Regions from separate parts of the Homo sapiens genome. Here region 2 is linked to region 1. A link is a loop called in an ENCODE intact Hi-C map of the cell type or tissue named here. Cell type or tissue: OCI-LY7. All regions are shown on one strand. Each heading gives the region's core, and the rest is flanking DNA. Links, peaks and the distances in the headings are about the cores only.

Region 1 (9,704 bases), core at 682-8,681:
TCATCTGGAGTAATTATGTTTCAAGTGTCAGGGGGAAAATACCTTTTCTATCCTGTGCAAAAACTCATGCTGGGCACTAAGAGCATGGAGCATGTCCCAGTTATCTATTGCTGCATAACAAACCAACCCAAACTTAGCAGTATAAAACAACCACTGCTTTAGTATGCACATCAACTTTCAGGGTCAGAAATTCTTTTCTCCTTCATGTATAGAGTCTCAGCTGGGAGTGACATAAATAGGTGGAGACAGACCTCTCCAGCCCAGTCCAGCCAACAGCCTCCGCTCCTGCGCACCCGCAGCCTGGGGCCCCAGGTTCCTGTGGTCTCACCGACCCTAATCCTCTCATCTCTCCTCCCCATTCCCTCTCCAAATTGTTTCAGAATTCCAAATTCTTATCTGGATCCGGCAAATTAATTCAGCTACTCTTCAGAGTCTCTCAGTTATTCCCAAATTCTCTCGGAAGCTTGAATTTACCTATCTAAATCCATTCTCAAAAACACATTGGCCTTTTCTAGCCGGGACATCTCCAACAGTAGTTGCTGTTAGAAACTGCAATTTCCCCTTCTCTGCATACACATTTTTATAAATTGATTTATTGGTAGGCAAATTACATTTTTAAAAAAAGGCATGTGTGGGTTTTCAGGGAAGCCTGGACAGGACGTGGGCGTGCCGGGAGCTCGCCGGAGCAGCTGGTCCGGCTCTGGGCGCCCAGCGGAACCAGGGCTGTACTCACCTGGATGCCGGACCCGCCCCCTAGAGACCCCGCCCCCTGGCGTTCGGCTACTAAAGGGAAGGGGATTCCCAGGGGGTCCTCAATCCTGGACTCTCCCGACCCCTAGCTGTCGGTCCCCCTCCCTGCGCGCGCGCCGGCGGGTTTCCTACCCTCCGAGGCGTCCGCTGGCCTGCGCCCTGGCGGGGACGTGGGCGGGGCGGGCGGCATTTAAGGCTGGTGCCACCTCCCCGGTGCAGCGGCTGGCGATCGGCCGCGGAGGTGCGTGCAGGGCCCGCGCCGCCGCCGGTATCTCCACCGCCAACACCTCAGCCACTGCCACTGCCACAGCCACACGAGGCCCCCCACCGTGCGCTCCGCCGCTGCGGTCCCGGATCCGCGCTCCACGCCCGCAGCCCGCGGCGCCACCAGCCCAGCATGCACCAGGTGCGTGCAGCCCCCGCGCCGGCCGAGGATGCGAGACGCTGGGCCAAGGCCCCGGGGACCGGAGCAGGCTGACGGGAAGCGAGGAAAAGGCGAAGAGGAGAAACGCCCCGTCCCGGGGCAAGGGGAGGCCGCCTTTCCTCTGAGCGCCCCCCGGCCTGGGCACCGCTTCTCTGACTCCCCGCCACGGCTCCGTGCGGCCGCCGGGGCTGGCTGGGGAAAGAAGCCAGTCCAGAGGAGCGAGAAGGGGCCAAGGGGTCCTAGGCCAGCTCCATGGCACCTGCGGGCTCCGACTCGGAGGATGGGGTGACATGGATTCGTTGCGGTCTGAAAAGACTTCCGGTTAGGGCCCCCTGATCAGGACTGAGGGTCGTAAGCTTAGTGGGTGCCTCCTCCCCAAGAAACAGGACGCACAGCTGTTGTGTCCCCTGGGAAGGACACCTCAGAGGAAACCTCGAGGTGCCTAAGGAACCTCGAGGTTCTAAGGAAACCTCACAGCTCCTTGGAGGCATCAGTCAGGAGTTGGGGGGGTAACTTCCCACCTGCTCCACCCAGAGAAGGGTCACCCTGAGGAGCTGCTGGCTGGCCTGTGCCCACCCCGCCTCCCCTCTACACGGACGGAGAGGAAGCCAAGGTCGGCGGGAGGTGGGGGAGAGACTCCACTGTCCGACTCCCTCCGGCCTCCCCAGAGGAGGGAAGGAAAGGGAGAAGGGGCTCCTGACTCCTGCAGGTCCTGACCCCGCAGAGGGGCGCTCAGCACCTCTTCGGAAACCCCATTTGGGGCCAATATTGCACCTGGGCTTCTCTTTCAGAAAACCCCAGAAATTTACTCCGTGGAGCTCAGCGGAACTAAGGACATCGTGAAAACAGACAAGGGGGATGGCAAGGAGAAGTATAGGGGTCTGAAGAACAACTGCCTGGAACTCAAAAAGAAAAATCACAAAGAGGAGTTTCAGAAAGAACTCCATCTGGTCAGTAGCCTTAAGCCACGGGGTCCTGCCGGCTATGGCCCTTCCCCGCAAGAGCTTGCCCCTAGAACCCACCTCTTACCACAGACATTCAGTCTGAGGGATTTGAAATCCCCTTGAGATTGTGTGTGGTGTGTGGTGTCTGCGTGGTGTGTCTGTGTGGTGTGTGTGTGTGGTGTATGTGTGGTGTGTGTGTATGTGTGGTGTGTCTGTGTAGTGTGTGGTGTGTGTGTGTATGTGTGGTGTGTGGTGTATGGTGTGTGGTGTGTGTGTATGGTGTGTGGTGTGTGTATATGGTGTGTGTAGTGTGTGGTGTGTGTATGTGTGTGGTGTGTGTGTATGGTGTGTGTGTATGGTGTGTGTATGTGTGGTGTGTGTGATGTGTGTGTGATGTGTGTGTGGTGTGTGTGTGTGGTGTGTATATGTGTGTGGTGTGTGTGTGGTGTGTGTATGTGTGTGGTGTGTGTATGTGTGTGGTATATATGTGTGTGGTGTGTGTGGTGTGTGTATGTGCATGGTATGTGTGGTGTGTGTGTAGCGTGTGGTGTGTGTGTAGTGTGTGGTGTGTATGTGTGGTGTGTGTATGTGCATGGTATGTGTGGTGTGTGTGTAGCGTGTGGTGTGTGTGTAGTGTGTGGTGTATATGTGTGGTGTGTGGTGTGTGTGTGGTGTGTGGTGTGTGTATGTGTGTGTGTGTGTTTTGAATGGTGTGATAGTATCCACCCAGAGGTCAGGGCCTCTGCAGGATTCCTGCATTCTGGTTGGAGGCAGTCCCTGTAGAACTCAGAAGGAAGAGCCTCTGATTCCAGGCCCCACAGGCATGGCCAGACCTCTCTCCCCGCAGCTGCTTCAGTGAGAGTTAAGTAACCACTTGCCAGTTTTCAATTGATTAGTAAAACTATTTGAGCTGGAACTTCTGAGGAGGAAAACCAAAGCCCCTAGGCCATGCTAGATTGCAGGTGTGAAACCTCATGGAAAAGCAGTTTCAGTGGTAAAAATGTGGAGCTTGGATTGGGAGGACCTCGGGCCCCATCAGAGTCCCACTTCTCCACTGAGCTGAAACTGGCAACAAATGACTGACCCTCACTGAAGGTCCATTTCCTTTATGTAAAATGGGAAATAAATAATTTGCTGGGGTCTATGAGGGGAAAAAATGAGATGAGGATTTTGTAATTCACGTGCTTTAGGGGAGTACAATATTATTATTATTAAGGAAGAGCTCTGGAGTTATTAAAACTAGCCTTTTTTTTTTTTTTGAGACAGAGTTTCGCTCTTGTTGCCCAGGCTGGAGTGCAATGGCGCTATCTAGGCTCACTGCAACCTCCACCTCCTGGGTTCAAGCGATTCTCTTGCCTCGGCCTCCCGAGTCACTGGGATTACAGGCGCCCGCCATCACACCCAGCTAATTTTTGTTGTTTTTAGTAGAGACGGGGTTTCCCCATGTTGGCCAGGCTGCTCTCGAACTCCTGACCTCAGATGATCCACCCGCCTCAGCTTCCCAAAGTGCTGGGATTACAGGCGTGAGCCACTGTGTCCAGCCCAAACTGGCCACTTTAATAATAAAACTGCCTTGGGTCTGAAATGTGACAGATTTTATCTTGGGAACACCGAAGGGGAAACTTCTACACGGAGCTTGAGATGGGCTGGATTGTCCCCACCGTCCTTGGCAGATCTTAAAGCTCTGTGACTCCTGAGGGGAGTCTCTTTTGTGCTAGAGAGCCATTTGTTAAGTATTCAGAAACTTGGCAGGCTGACTGACATCCTGTTAGCAGCTTCAAACTTGGTTCTAGTGAGAAATCAGCAAACTCTACAAATCCGAGCTTTGTATTGATCGTTCCTGGAGAGTTTGTTAAACATTTAACAGTATACCACTGGGCATTTGTCCGTATCTATCATGAGAGACATTTAAGAACGCTTCCCTGAAACTGGACTGACCTCAATTCAAATCCCAGTGTAACTGAAGTTCAGTTTCCTATTTTGAAAAACATAAGATTTTTTTTTCTACCTCTTAAGGGTTACTAGGAAGATTAAATGAGATAAAACAGGGAAAAGACAGCACAGCACCAGACGATAGATCGTTCTTATTATTTCCCATTATCTCTAGCATTTAAGATTGAAGACATATCTGTTTTTCCCTTGACATTACAAGGGTCCTGTAATTTTCAGCAGCATATTGAATGCTTTTGCCTCCCAACCTTTCTTGGCAAATTAGTGCCTAATGACAACTGAAGTATCCCGGCCTTTGAATGAAAGGGCCAGGCAGTGACCCGAGGGGTGGGTGGGGTGCTGCCCTGTGCTAGTCCAGTGCTGGCCAGCAGAGGGCACCCCAGATAACCACCACCACCTCGTCCCACCCCTCCCCCATGCTCTCATCCCCCAGCCCAGGAAGTCTGAGGTCCCATGCATGCAAACAATGGCTCGGATCATCCACTACTTGTATCTGCCCAAAACTTAGTGGGTTGTGCTGTGCTCTGTGCAGAACACAGCCTTAATCTTCTGAATCCCCAGCAATATCACACTCAATCAGTATTAGTAGAAGGGATGAAGGAGCAAAACAGAATCTGGCTGAGAAGAGGGCTAGAAGCAAGATAATAATGATAATAATGAATTCTGCTTTATTGGAAGGCCTAGTCTCTTACTGCAACATGGAACTATTTTTTGCATATACTTAAGAAAAGAGATGATGTGAGCACCAGTCAACAGTATCAATCTTTGTTTCAGACAATCAGGGTTTAAAAAATCCTGAGTGCTGGACTTTCTAGGGGGAGTGAGGAAGACTTACCCTAGGTTTTCTGCTACAGGAAGAGACTTCTTGTCCTTTAGCCCAGTGGTTCTCAAAGGGAGAGGAGAAGAGGATTCCCCCACCCCTCTCCCAGGGGAAAAATGGAAACATTTTTGGTTACCACAACTGAGGGGAGGATGTTAGTGGGTGGAGCCCACAACAAAGAATTATTCTCCCAGAATGGCAGCAGGGCCACGGGTGAGAAACCCTGCTGTAGTCTAATGATTCTGTAGCAGAATTCACAAGTGGCAGCCACAATGCTGTGGGTTTATTCAGCAGAACTTTTCCCTGCAGGGTTTCTCTGCCCAGTGAGCTCCCTGAGCGTCACAGCTTGAGTGAGGGAAGCTGCTTTTCCCTGCCAGAGCCCACACAGCGAAGGAGGAGGAGTTGTGCCAGCCCAGGAAGCGGTTCTAGTGTGGTTTTGCCATCAGCCCCAGCCAATCCCAGGGTTCAGGCCTGAGGGAAGCCTCCAGCTCACTGGCACCTGGAAGATGAGGGTGCCAGAACCTGTATGCCCTGGAGTTCAGATTGAAGCGAGGTGCATGGCTTTGTTCAGAAAAGCTGCAGGCAGCTTCTGGGTAGTAACAGCAAGTGCAGGATTGTGCCGACTCAGGGACAGTCACTCCTGAGGCAGTGCCATCCTTCGCTGGGCAGCTGCCTGGCACAGGGGTTCTTTCTCTCCTGTCCCCCACACTCCTCGATCCCCTCCCATCCTCAGGGCTGCTACTCCCAGCTTCCATGGCTGGTCAAAGCTTGGGGCTTGAGTCTTTTGGAATTATCTAATTCACTCTGTTCTTCCTTTCATGGACTTCAGGATGACCACAAACTCAGCAATAGGGAATTGGAAGAGAAATATGGCACAGACATCATTATGGTGAGTCGTGGGAACCAGGGATTTGGAAGAGAAGCCTCCCAACTCTACAGAGGGAAGGCTGTGTGTGGCGGGGGGCTGTGTGGAAGAGTAGCGGCACCTTTAGGAGGAGGGGCCCCTGCAGCGCCTTTGAGACTGCAGTTATTTGCATCTGGACACAGTTCAAGTCAACAGAAAAACCTACTGTGGGGCTCACACTGGCCTGGCAGTGAGAGGGACCAAGAGGGACAGATGACCCCTGGCCTCAAGGAGAAAGTGGCCGGGTAGGGGAGGCAAATGTGTATGGAAGTGTCCTGAGATTCACTCTATCCCCCTGGGATGGCTACAAGAAGTAGAAACGCTATGCTGGGACAAAGGTGGATTCTGATGGAAGGGGCCAGAGCCAGCTCTCGGGCTGCTGCCATGTTTGCGCTGGGACTCAAAATGCTTCGGATTTAAGCTGGTGGGGGACCCCAGGGCCAGTAAGCACAGAGCCTGCTTGGAGAGAATCTGGGCTTGCCGGAAGCTAGTATGTGTGGAGAGGGGACAGGTGCAGCAGGAATGAAGCCAGGAAGGTCATCTGGGTGAAGCTGTCAAAGTATTCACATTAAACTAATGAGTAGGAGCTGTCTTAGAGGCAGAAGGGACATGGTTTCCACACATGGAGGTGCTTTCATTGGTTTTCAAAAGGCAGTTCTCATAGAAGATTCTTTTTTTAAAGTGAGAAATGGAAGGGTCTAGAAGAATGGAACAACAGCCCAGGACTGTGAAATGAGGATCTGAAATAATGTCGAAAGACATTACAGGGGCCAGACGTGGTGGCTCAGGCCTGTAATCCCAGCACTTTGGGAGACTGAGGTGGGCAGATCACCTGAGGTCGGGAGTTTGAGACCAGCCTGACCAACATAGTGAAACCCCGTTTCTACTAAAAATACAAACAATTGGCAGGGCGTGGTGGCACATGCCTGTAATCTCAGCTACTCAGGAGGCTGAGGCAGGAGAATCTCTGAAACCCAGGAGGCAGAGGTTGCGGTGAGCCAAGATCATGCCATTGCACTCCAGCCTGGGCAACAAGAGCAAAACTCCATCTCAAAAAAAAAAAAAAAAAGGGCCGGGCGTGGTGGCTCACGCCTGTAATCCCAGCACTTTAGGAGGCCAAGACGGGCGGATCACGAGGTCAGGAGATCGAGACCATCCTGGCTAACACGGTGAAACCCCGTCTCTACTAAAAATACAAAAATTAGTCGGGCACGGTGGCGGGCGCCTGTAGTCCCAGCTACTCGGGAGGCTGAGGCAGGAGAATGGCGTGAACCTGGGAGGCGGAGCTTGCAGTGAGCGGAGATCGCGCCACTGCCCTCCAGCCTGGGCGACAGAGCGAGACTCTGTCGAAAGAAAAGAAGGAAAGAAAGAAAGAAGGAAGGAAGGAAGGAAAGAAAGAAAGAAATTGCAGAGAGACACAACCAGCAGGACTTGCGGGGATTTTTATTGAGCCCCTCATCTCGCTAGTCATGTCACAGCAGCAGGAGGAGGAGAGCCGGTCGGGTGATGGGCTGGGGTGGGGGCAGGGAGGTGAGAGCAGGGAAGGCAGGAGGGTGGAGGCGATGATGAACTTATTGTGAGTTATACCAGGAGAAGTCTCTCCGGAACACCCCTGAGGAAATGTTCCACAGTTATTCAGAAAGATGAGTCTGGGGTTCTGGAAAAGGAATTGGAGTGGAGGGAGATGGGATCGAGGTGGTGAGCCTGAATCTAGCCATTCAACAGATATTTGAATCACTACCACAGAAAAAGCATGAGACCCGGGAGAGAACACAAAAATGACCAAGACTGGCCTGTCATGGTGGCTTAGGTCTGTAATCATAGCACTTTGGGAGGCCAAGGTGGGCAGATCACTTGAGGTCAGGAGTTCGAAACCAGCCTGGCCAACGTGGTGAAACCCTGTCTCTACTAAAAATATTTTAAAAATTAGCCAAGTGTGGTGGCCGCTGCCTGTAATCCCAGCTATTTGGGAGGCTGAGGCAGGAGAATCGCTTGAACCCAGGAGGAGGAGGTTGCAGTGAGACGAGATCGCACCAGTGCACTCCAGCTTGGGCAACAGAGCGAGACTCTGTCTCAAAAAAAAAAGACCAAGACAGAGTCCTGCCCTTTAAGTAGCTTACAACATAATTAGGGAGAAGAGGTATCTACAGACTTGTCCACCAAAGATCGTCTGTGGGGGAAATTCCTGTGAACATGTAGGGTTTCAAAGGTGAGGGTGCCTCACGGATGGCAGGCCCCCCAGGGCAGGGGCTGCTCACATGGGCTCAGGGCTTGGGTAGGATTTATGCCTGTCAAGATGAATGAGAACTTAGGCTGGATGTGTAGAAAGGTGGAAAAGGAGCAGGCGTAAGGATGGAAACTAAAGCCACATGCTCTCTGTGCAGGATTCCAGAAGCTTCCCTATTTCCTGGGGAGTTACTGCATTGCCCTTAGCCCTGGTGAGCAGCTTCTTCATTCCAAGTCCTCCTTCATCAAATTAGTCCTCTCACCGGATAAACCTCTAAGAAACTAAAACCCCTTAGCAGAGCAGAGTGCAGTGGCTCTGGACCCAGTCACCACGTTGAACCTGGTCGCTACCATTGACAGGCCAGGTCCCTTCGACAGGTTACGTAATTTCTCTGTGCCTCAAATTCCACCTCTGCGAATGACGAGAGGGAGGAATAATGGCCCCTGCCTCAAGGGTTATTTTAAAGACTAAATGAGTGAATATACAGAGCACAGTGCCTGGCTGGTATTAAGCATTACATAGTCTTTCAAAAAAGCTGGGCAGCTGGAGAAGTGAGGCACGGTCTGCTTTTCTCGGGACCTTCTTTGGCCACGTTAATGCCTCACCCCAAGCTGCAAAAATATGCAGCCCAACCCCTGAGGGAGGAGGAATGTCTAATTCGTATTTGTTTTGGTTGTGCATGTGCTTTGTTTGGCTTTCCCAGGGTCTCTCCAGCACCAGAGCTGCCGAGCTCCTGGCCCGGGATGGGCCCAACTCCCTCACCCCTCCCAAGCAGACGCCTGAGATCGTCAAGTTCCTCAAGCAGATGGTGGGGGGGTTCTCTATCCTCCTGTGGGTGGGCGCCTTTCTCTGTTGGATTGCATATGGGATTCAGTACTCCAGCGACAAGTCTGCATCCCTGAACAACGTAAGGCTCTGGGGTGTCCCCTCCTGGTTTTGCTGGCAGAGCCATCCAGTGAGGCCTTGGGGGCACAGCTGGGGGCTGAATGCCACTGCCTAGGTGTGGGAAAGTCAGGCATTTTCCCAGCTGTAAAACAGAAATTCTATCTGGCTTTCTGATCTTCTAGAGGCAGTGTGGGCATGAAGAGGGATACACAAAACACCTTGAATTTTTAAGGGGGAGAAAATCTGCATCCATGTGAAGTAGTTTGGGGTTCTGTCTCCCCCAAGCTAACCTCTTCCTTTAACACGGAGAGCAGCTGTGCCTGCCGAGACATGAGTACCAAATCCACAAAACTGAATTGGCCAACGTGATGCCAAGAGACAGAAGCCAGAGGCAACAAGCTACATGTCATAGGATTGGATTGACATGAAATGTGCAGAACAGGCACATCCTTGGAAGCAGGAACCAGATCGGTGATGCCAGGGCATGGGACAGGAGCAGGGAGTGACGGCAGAGGGGCCGGAGGGATCTCCAGGCAGGATGGAGATGCTCTGAGGCTGCGGTGGAGGGTGGTGTCATGGCTCTGTAAACTTAAAAAAAAAAATCAATAAGTTGCGCACTTAACATGGGCGAATTCCATGGCCTGTAAATTATACCAGGGCGTAACTGCCAGCATTGCATCCTCCCGTGGAGAGCTCTAGCCCCAGGGCCCGGCTGCTTCCCACTGCTGGTTTCTCTGACTGACGCCCTCCTTCTCACCCAGGTGTACTTGGGCTGTGTGCTTGGTCTGGTGGTCATTTTA
Region 2 (8,702 bases), core at 703-8,702, 300 kb after region 1:
AGAGCAAGACTAATATGAATGAACACATAAAAAAAAGGCTGCTTTGGTACATACCAGCTGAATATTGGCCCTCTAAACAACCTTTAACAAAATCAACAAAATACTATGTGAACACAGAATAATGTAAACCCCCTCTCAGCAAAAAAGAAAAAAGTCAAATTTGAAATGAATGTTTTCCTTCAAGCAAGGAATTAGCCTTAGTTAATAGAAAACTGATGCTAACTCTTTAATAATAACATTTTAGGTTGGGCAATGTGAAATGGCTGTTTTTAAAGCAAAAGATGGTTAAAAGCTGGCAATTTCAAATGATTCAACCTCTATATTCTTAACTATGGTATTGTAAATTGCCAGTTTATACACAATATTCCAACCTGTAGAGCTAAACACAGAACCTGTATATTAACTAATATACAGCTAAACACAGAACCTGTATATTAACTAATATACAGCTAAACACAGAACCTGTATATTAACTAACGGGCTTGAAACTAGTCAATAAGACTAAAACTTGATTTTACTGAATTATATAAGTCAGTTTACAGTGTTACGTTTTCCTGGAATTTGATATAAAAATTGATTTAGAGCCCACTAAAAATGTAATTATTTATGTTTGTCAAAATTTGTGAAATATGCTAAGATGATTATTTAAAGCCTAAACCTGAATGAGAGAAAACCTAATTGAACTTAAATTGGGTGGATTTACAAATGACTTTTTTTCCCCATTTTAACCCCACCAATGTCAACTTCTTCGTATCATTACACTATAAAAATTCCAGTATAATTTTTGAAATAGCATCTCTGTTGGCTCCCTTACTCTAAAAGGTTCTCACAAAGTTTAAGAACAACCTTAAATTTTACCGGAACAAAAACAGACATATAGACCAATGGAACAGAATAGAAAGCCCTGAAAAAATCCATGCATTTATAGTCAGCTGATGTTCGACAAAGGTGCCAAGAATCCAAGATGGGGAAAGGACAGTCTCTTCAATAAACGATACTGGGGAAACTGAATATCCACTTTCAGAAGAATGAAATTGCAACCTATCTCACCCAATATACAAAAATCAACTCAAAGTAAATGCTTAACTGTGAAACCTGAAATTGGAAAACTGCTAGAAGAAAACACAGGTGAAAATCTTCTTGACATTGGTCTAGGCCAAGATATTTTTGGATATGACTGAAAAGCATAGGCAACAAAAGAAAAAGTAGACAAATGATACTGTATCAAACTAAAATGCTTTTGCACAGCAAAGGAAACATTTATGGAGTAAAGAGACAACCTACAGAATGGGAGAAAATATCTACGAAGCATACATTCGATAATAGGCTAACAGTTTTTTTTTTAAAAAAGGAACCCAGACAACACAATAGCAAGAGAACAAGTTACTTCTCTAGAAAATGGGCCAAGAACCTGAAAAGATATTTCCCAACGGAAGACACACAAATGGCCAAGAAGTATATGAGAAAATGCTAAACATCATTAATCATCAGGGAAAAGCAAATAAAAACCACAAAGAGATATCCTCACACCTGTTAGGATAGTCATTAACAAAAAGACAAAAGAAGAGTTGGTGAGGATGAAGAGAAAAGGGATCCCCCTTGTACACTGTTGGTGTGAATGTAAATTAGTAGTTATTGTGGAAAACAGCACTGAGATTCCTCAAAAAACCAAAAATAGAACTATCATATGATTTGGAGAGTCCACTTCTGGGTATATATCCAAAGGAAATGAAAACTGCACTCCCGTGTTCACTGCAGCATTATTCATAATACCCAAGCTATGGAGTCAATCTAAATGTCATCAGTGGATGAATGGATAAAGAATATGTGCTATCTATAAATAAAGGCATACAATTCAGCCTTAGAGGATATCCTGTCACGTGATAATATGGATGAACCTGGAGAACATTATGCTAAGTGAAATAAGCCAGGCATAGAAAGACAAATACTGCATGACTCACTTATTTGTGGAATCTAAAAAAGTCAAATTCATAGAAGCAGAGAGTAGAATGGTGGTTACCGGGGACTGGGGGGACTGTGGAGATGTTGGTTTTTACTTTATTATTTTTATTTTTTTAGATTGAGTTTTGTTCTTGTTGCTCAGCTCTAGGAATCTAATACAGTGCCCAAGACAGAGGGACCATGCCCCCCTCCCAGATGACTCCCCCTGTGCCTACCTGTGACAGTGACCATAGCTAGTAAACTGGGGGCTCACGGTGTGTTTAGGCTGAGGGGGGGCCTTCAAGTTTAGTGTCCCCAGGAGATGCTCAGCCTTCATGTGACCTGGATGCCCCCGAGTGTTTCGGCAACCCCTGGAGAGGCACACTGTCGGACAGCTGAGCTGAGAGCCTGTGAGCTGTCCCATAATCCATGGCCGAGACTCAGAGGGGTGTCCCAGCCTGCTGCCTCCCAATTCAGGCTAAGTCAGCTGAGGAGGGCCTGTCCATGTGCAGAGGGTCCAGACCACATGCTCTGCCAGCCCATGACCTCGGCACTGGAGGACAGAAGGGCAGTGACAGCTGGGACGAGAGGAAGAGCAGATCTCAAATGCTCCCAGGCACTTGGCACTCGCAGGTAAAAATGTCTTCTGGATTCCCCAAGAATTTGCTACTCAGTGGGGAGGAGGAGGAGCAAGGAAGTGGCCACCGTTGGCTGCCTGTGCCCAGCAGGTCCACATTCCCTGCTCTGATGAGGCAGCTGCACGTGGTTCTGCGAGGGATTTCGCAGTTCCCCCTTAGCCAGTCACAGGTCATCGGGACCCAGGCAAAGGAAATCCTGATGGTCCCAAGGGAAGCCTGGATAAGAGTAACATCTTCAATGACTTCCTCTCTCATTTCCCCACCCTGCAAAGCACTGGCCTTGGGCAGTGCAAGGGCACTTCCTCTTTGCCTCTTTCCCTTCCTTCCTCTTATCCTTCCTCTCACTCCTTCCCTCCCCTGCTCCCTCCGCCCATGCACCTGTCTCCTGCCCAGCCCACCTGGAGAAGGCTGCTCTGGGATTAATTCAGACCTAGATGATGGGAGTGAAGCCGCACCCCTGTCAGAGGGAAGCACTTTGGGCCCAGCCACCTGTTCGCCCCGTTTGATGAAGGAAACAATGCCTGGCAAAGCACCGCTCCCTGGCCAGGGCAGCAGGCCAACCTGCTGTCACTGTGCCTTAATCACCCCCATGCCCAGGCAGCACCGTCTGCAGGATCTTTTAATAGGACACGGACAATGAGCTCACAGAGCTTCTCTGTCCCCTACAGACAGGCACCACAGAACCTTGGAAGAGAGAAAGTTAAACAAGCCCAGCCTCCCTGCCTCATGCCTTGGGGCTGACTGGCTCTAACGTGGTTCGGCTGTGCTGTTCCATCCTGGGACAGAGCACCCCGCTGCCTGGCCTTTTCCATGCCTGCACCCCCAGCAGGCTCTATCTAGGGTTTGCTGGGGACTCACTCCAGGCCAGGAGAGGGCCTGTGAGCTCTGGCAGTTTGTGCCATGTGTGGGCAACAGACCTGAGAAACGCTGTTTAATAGGGTTGCCTCGAGCACATTTTCAAGACGAACACAAGAAGACTAGCAAAGTAGTGAAGAGTTTGGACTTTGGAGTCGGGAAGTTCAAGTTCAAATACAGTGTCCCGAGCACCTGCTAAGCTCCCTGAGCCACACCTGCAGGTTGGGACACTGGGCTGATGTAAGAATTAAATGGCACAGTGTGTGCAAAAACTGGTAGCATCAGGCCCAAGAAGTCAACAATGAAAGGAAGACGGAAGGGATTGTGAGGTCTGGGAAGTGTCTGGAAAAATGTCGCATTGCAGAAGGCCTGTGGTGTTAGGATATGCGTATTGGATTTTGTCCAGGCTCCTGGCTCCCAATGCCTACATTGCTTGTTAGAATGCTGGGGTGCTTTAGGACTCAGGAAACAGAATCTCTCTCTCTGAACTTCTGTTTTTCTTTCACCTGCCCACAGTGGGATGCTAATCTATTTGTGGATCAAAAAACCCTCATTCCACAGAAGGTCCCCATACCCTAGGAGAAGGAATGCTGCTTAGAGAGGCCAAGAAAAGTCTGAGCAGGCCGGCCTTGCTGGGTTTAGGTCATCCGCTTTCTGTCCAGTCACATTTCCGCATGGTTGTCAAGCATGCCCTTGCATTGGAGCCTCCATAAAAACCCACGAGGACAGGCTCTGAGAGCTTCCAGATACCTGAACCCATGGAGGTTCCTGGAGGGTGGCGCACCCAGGGAGGGCACTGAAGCTCCCGGCACCTTCCCCCATACCTCGTCCTGTGCATCTCTTTATCTGCATCCTTTGCGACATTCTTTAAAATAAACTGGTAAACATGTTTCCCTGAGTTCTGTGAGTCGCTCCAGCAAATTAATCAAACACAAAGTGGGAGTTGTAGGAATCCCAACTTGAAGCCAATGGGTCAGAAGCTCTGGAGGCCTGGCCCTGTGACTGGTGTCTGAGGGCTGAGGGGCACCCTTGGAGACTGAGCCCTCCCCCTGTGGGATCTGACGCTATCTCTGGATAGATATTAAATAGACCCATTAAACAGTAAATCTCAGGTCTGATGCCCACACAAGGCATGAACTGCAAGAGTTCACAGACCATTGTCTTTGACTGATGAATGCCTGTTTGTGGGTTCATCAGTCAAAGACATTGGTATTCATGACATGCAAGACTGCCCTCCAGAGCTGGCACTTCATGGAGCTGTTTACTCACTGCTGGGCACCATTCCTTTGAACGTTATTAGGCTCTTTACAAACGTTAATTATGTCCATAGCTCATGGTTAGGTAGACGGTAAATGTTCTTTTAGGTGATGAGCGTATTCAGCACCCAGAGAGGTGGAGGGGTGGGTTCAAAATCACACAGAAGCCCACTGGGGCTGACTGTATTTGTCGTCAGGACCAATATGTATCACCAGGAGTTAAAATGTCACTTTGTCACTCTTTCAAGCTAAATGTCAAGAAAGCAATTAGGGATGACCCAAAGGCTTGGAGGTCGGGAACAGCCTAGCCATCTGGGAGGCCGTATGTGGCTCCCTGCTGCTGGTACAGGCTTTAGGAAGGATGGTGAGAGGTGTGCTGGGAGGGCAGGTGTCACAGCTGCTTCATGACACCTTACCTTACTAGCTTACCTTACACCAAGTAAGGTGTGATGTGACCACACCACTGTTAGCAAAGACAAAACAAAGATATCGGGGTTCTGTGATGCCGGCCAGGGAAGCATATGGTGAATGCTCAGGAGCCCAGCCTGAGGCTCAGAGGCCGGCTGGGGACCTTGTGGGAGACAGCCTGGGGACAGAGAGATGTTGATCCAGAGGACAGAACTCCAGAGACAGAAAGGGCCTGGCAATGGCCTGGTGGGACATGGGTGAGGGCAGAGGTCAGGGGTGAAGGAAAGTGGCCGTCTGCAAGCCAGAAGATACAGCAGGAGAAGGGATCTGGAGAGAGAGTCTGGGGTGTGTGCAGGACCTCCCATCTCTGGTCACTGCTGTGTCCTGCGGGCAGCTCAGCTTCTGGCTTCCCTGGGAAACCGCCCCACAGCCATCTAGAAAAAATGAATTATCTCCCCTCTTCATCGCTGCCTCCCTTCATAGGTGGGTTAGAATTACAAGACACCACAGCCGCAAGGAAGCTTAGCAATGGTAAGTCTGCCCCTCTGTGGCAGAGAAGGGGACACCCATGGTCACTTGCACAAGATTTGAGCTGTCAGCGGCAGAATCAAGACTCTCAGACCCAGAGCCCCAGGAGACAGACAAGGACATGTTCTCAAGGCTTTGATGACTTTCTTATCACCAAGATACTCATGTCTGATTTATCTCCCTGTGGACCCCATGTTTTAAAAGATGGCCGGGCACGGTGGCTCACACTTGTAATCCCAGCACTTTGGGAGGCCGAGGCGGGCAGATCACAAGGTCAGGAGATCGAGACCATCCTGGCTAAACAGTGAAACCCCATCTCTACTAAAAATACAAAAAAATTAGCCAGGCGTGGTGGTGGGCGCCTGTAGTCCCAGCTACTCGGGAGGCTGAGGCAGGAGAATGGCGTGAACCTGGGAGGCGGAGTTTGCAGTGAGCCGAGATTGCGCCACTGCACTCCAGCCTGGGCGACAGAGCGAGACTCTATCTCAAAAAAAAAAAAAAAAAAAAAAAGAAGAAGAGTTTCATTCACCAAACACTGCATTTATCAAGTAATAACATATTCATTTTCCCGTTTTTAAAATTAATCAAAGATATACATAACTGCCAGCCAGAGTCTCTGATCAGCAGGCAATAACCCTTATTATCACCATGAGTTGATTTAATTTCTGCCAAAAGCAAAGAAACTTGGCATTTTAGATAGCCTGAACAGCTTCATTGTGTGAAAGTGGAGGTTTTCCATTACACTTAGTGAAATATTCAAAATAGCTCCCAGACCCTGGTTAATAATTCATGGCGCCCTTGGCCTCCAGGGACCCCTGTTGGGAACCACCACACCGTATTATTTATGCAGGAGTTAAGATGCAAAGGGAATCTCACTGTCCTAGAGTCTCAGCAGCAAACTGGTAAGGGATTTGTAGCCTGGATCCAGCCAGGAGCTTTGGACAAACCACTCAGTCATCCTGAGCCTCAGGTTTCCCATCAGTAAGGTGAGAATAAGATATCAGTCAGGGTTCCTAGTTGCAAACAACAGAAATAAACTCTGTTTATATGAAGGAGAAAATAATGTATTAAAAGGATACTGGGAAAAATAGCTTGGCAGCTCCTCCTCAAGTTAAACATAGAATCACTACATGACCCAGCAATTCCATTCCTAGGTCTATACTTGAAAGAATGGAAAGTAGATCTCCAAACAAAAACTAGTACATGAATATTCATAGCAGCTCTATTCACAATCGCCAAAACCTGGACACAACCCACTGTCCGTCAACAAATGAATGGGTAAACAAAATATAATATATCCAAGCAATGGGATATTGTTTGGCCGTAGAAAGGACTGAAGCTCTGATACACGCTACAACATGCCTTGAAAACATTCAAAGAGAAAATCAGACCACATAATGTATGATTCCATTCATATCAAACATCCAGAAAAAGCAAATCCATGGAGACAGAATGCACTAGTGGTTGCAAGGGACCGTGTGGGGAAGGGGGGAGTGAAAGCGGCTGCTTCTTGGGTACGGGGTTTCCATTTGGGTGATGAAGTTCTAGAACTAGATAGTGGTGATGACTGCACAACATTGGAAAAGTATTTAATGCCACTGGATTGTACACGTGATGTCTGGCAAGTCGCAGAGTGGCTGGGTGTGTGGGAACCATGCCCGTGACCGGTCCTCGGGGATGCTGCTGCTGCAGTCGCTGAGGGTCCTAGTTGCTGGGCGCTACACCTGCACGGCTGACCCAGGGTCTCCATGGCCTGTCACTGTGCCAGCTGCCCGAGAGAGGTCCTTGGGGGTCCCTGGGACTCTGGGCAAATGCCTCTGATTGGCTGCCTCACATCCCACCTTACACTGCAAGGAAGGCTAAGGAAGCAAGTCCCTGGCATTTTTATCTTCTGCTGTGGGAGTCAGTCCCTGCCTCCCACTGAGACACAGGAGGGGGAATTCTCCCAAACACAGGAAGATGGCAGAGAGGCACTTCAGGACCACCAGCGTGCACAGAGTTAATGCCTGCTTCAAAGACAGAAGAGAACCTGTCTGAGGAGTGTGGTGCATGGGGGATGTGCAGGAAATGCTAAGACAGGGGCAGATCATGAAGTCAATATTGCTCTCTAAAGGGTTCTTCGTGGGTGGCAACTTTCCCTCCCCTCTTCAACCTCCTCTGAACGCCCCCAACTTCTGCCACCATACAAAAACTCATTATTCAGAGACAATTGCTCTCTCACCTTTCCTATCTAGATGTTTCTAAACTTTGAACAAGATGATAATCGCAGCTGGTTATTTGTCTAGCAGACACTAATCCTTGCCTCTGGGCTCTGTGATGTGCTTTGCAGTTTAGCACAAGGACCTTGCTGCCGTACACTTAATAACCCAGTAATGGTGAGATGGTGCTCAGGAGGGGGCTGGAGCTGTGGGGACCTGGTCTGCCCTCTGCGCTAGGTGACAAAGCACCTGTCTCCTGTCTGCTGTTTGGCCATGATCCCCACGGTACCATTCACAGCCCCTCCCAGCTGGGTGTCAGGGTGGGGCGCTATGGAACGTCTTGCCTCTTATCTCCTATACCGACAATTCCAGAAGTAAATAGAAGCAAAATAGGATGCAAGTTAGGTTTTCTTTTTTTCTTTTTTTTTAAAGGGTAGATTTTGATATAATTTTAAAATTTCACAGAAGTTGCAAATACAGTACCTATATTGTACTATATACTGTTTATCCAGATTCAACCATTGTTTAACATTTTATGCCATTTGCTTTTTCACTCCTCTCTCTTCCTCCTCCTCCCTTCTCTCTCCCTGTCCCTCCCCCTACAGACTGTGCTATTTTACCTCTGAATGCTCAAAAACAAAGACCATCTTGTACATGACCACAGTGTAATTATCAAAATCCGGAGACTTAACACTGATACAATATTATTACCTTAATCCTCAGCCCATAATCAAAGCTCATCAATTGCCCAATAATGCCCACTATAGCTTTTTGGAGATTTTCAAGATGTCGATTTCTAGTTTAATTTCACTGTGGTCAGAAAACGTGCTCCCCGAAATGTCAACCTTTTGAGATTTACTACATCTTATTTTCTGGTT

Evidence for each region. A loop is a pair of places that touch in the nucleus more often than their neighbours do. Peaks named below come from ENCODE experiments on the same cell type or tissue, not always from the same donor. Only the 100,000 strongest peaks of a DNase experiment are listed, where the experiment ranks them.
Region 2: it touches region 1 in a loop (2.7-fold over the local background); 19 of 110 quality-filtered maps call a loop at or near these places.

The regions. Positions count from the first base shown.
Region 1 is chr13:24,679,597-24,689,300 of GRCh38, forward strand. It overlaps ATP12A (ATPase H+/K+ transporting non-gastric alpha2 subunit), which reads left to right and starts at 812. Exons shown (of 23, transcript NM_001676.7): 1 at 812-1,156; 2 at 1,966-2,124; 3 at 5,718-5,777; 4 at 8,723-8,926; 5 at 9,666-9,704. The coding sequence starts at 1,148. RefSeq lists silencers at 860-1,169, 4,460-4,549 and enhancers at 2,363-2,943, 3,043-3,544, 3,545-4,044. In OCI-LY7, for the core only: CTCF peaks have their summits at 836, 4,433 (motif pointing right) and 4,641; DNase peaks (open chromatin) are centred at 4,495 and 4,935; H3K4me3 peaks cover 1,512 bases; H3K27ac peaks cover 961 bases.
Region 2 is chr13:24,979,671-24,988,372 of GRCh38, forward strand. No RefSeq gene overlaps it. Among named protein-coding and RNA genes, the nearest start is that of CPAP, 61 kb to the left of the region's middle. In OCI-LY7, for the core only: a CTCF peak has its summit at 5,655; no DNase peak of the experiment used is centred there.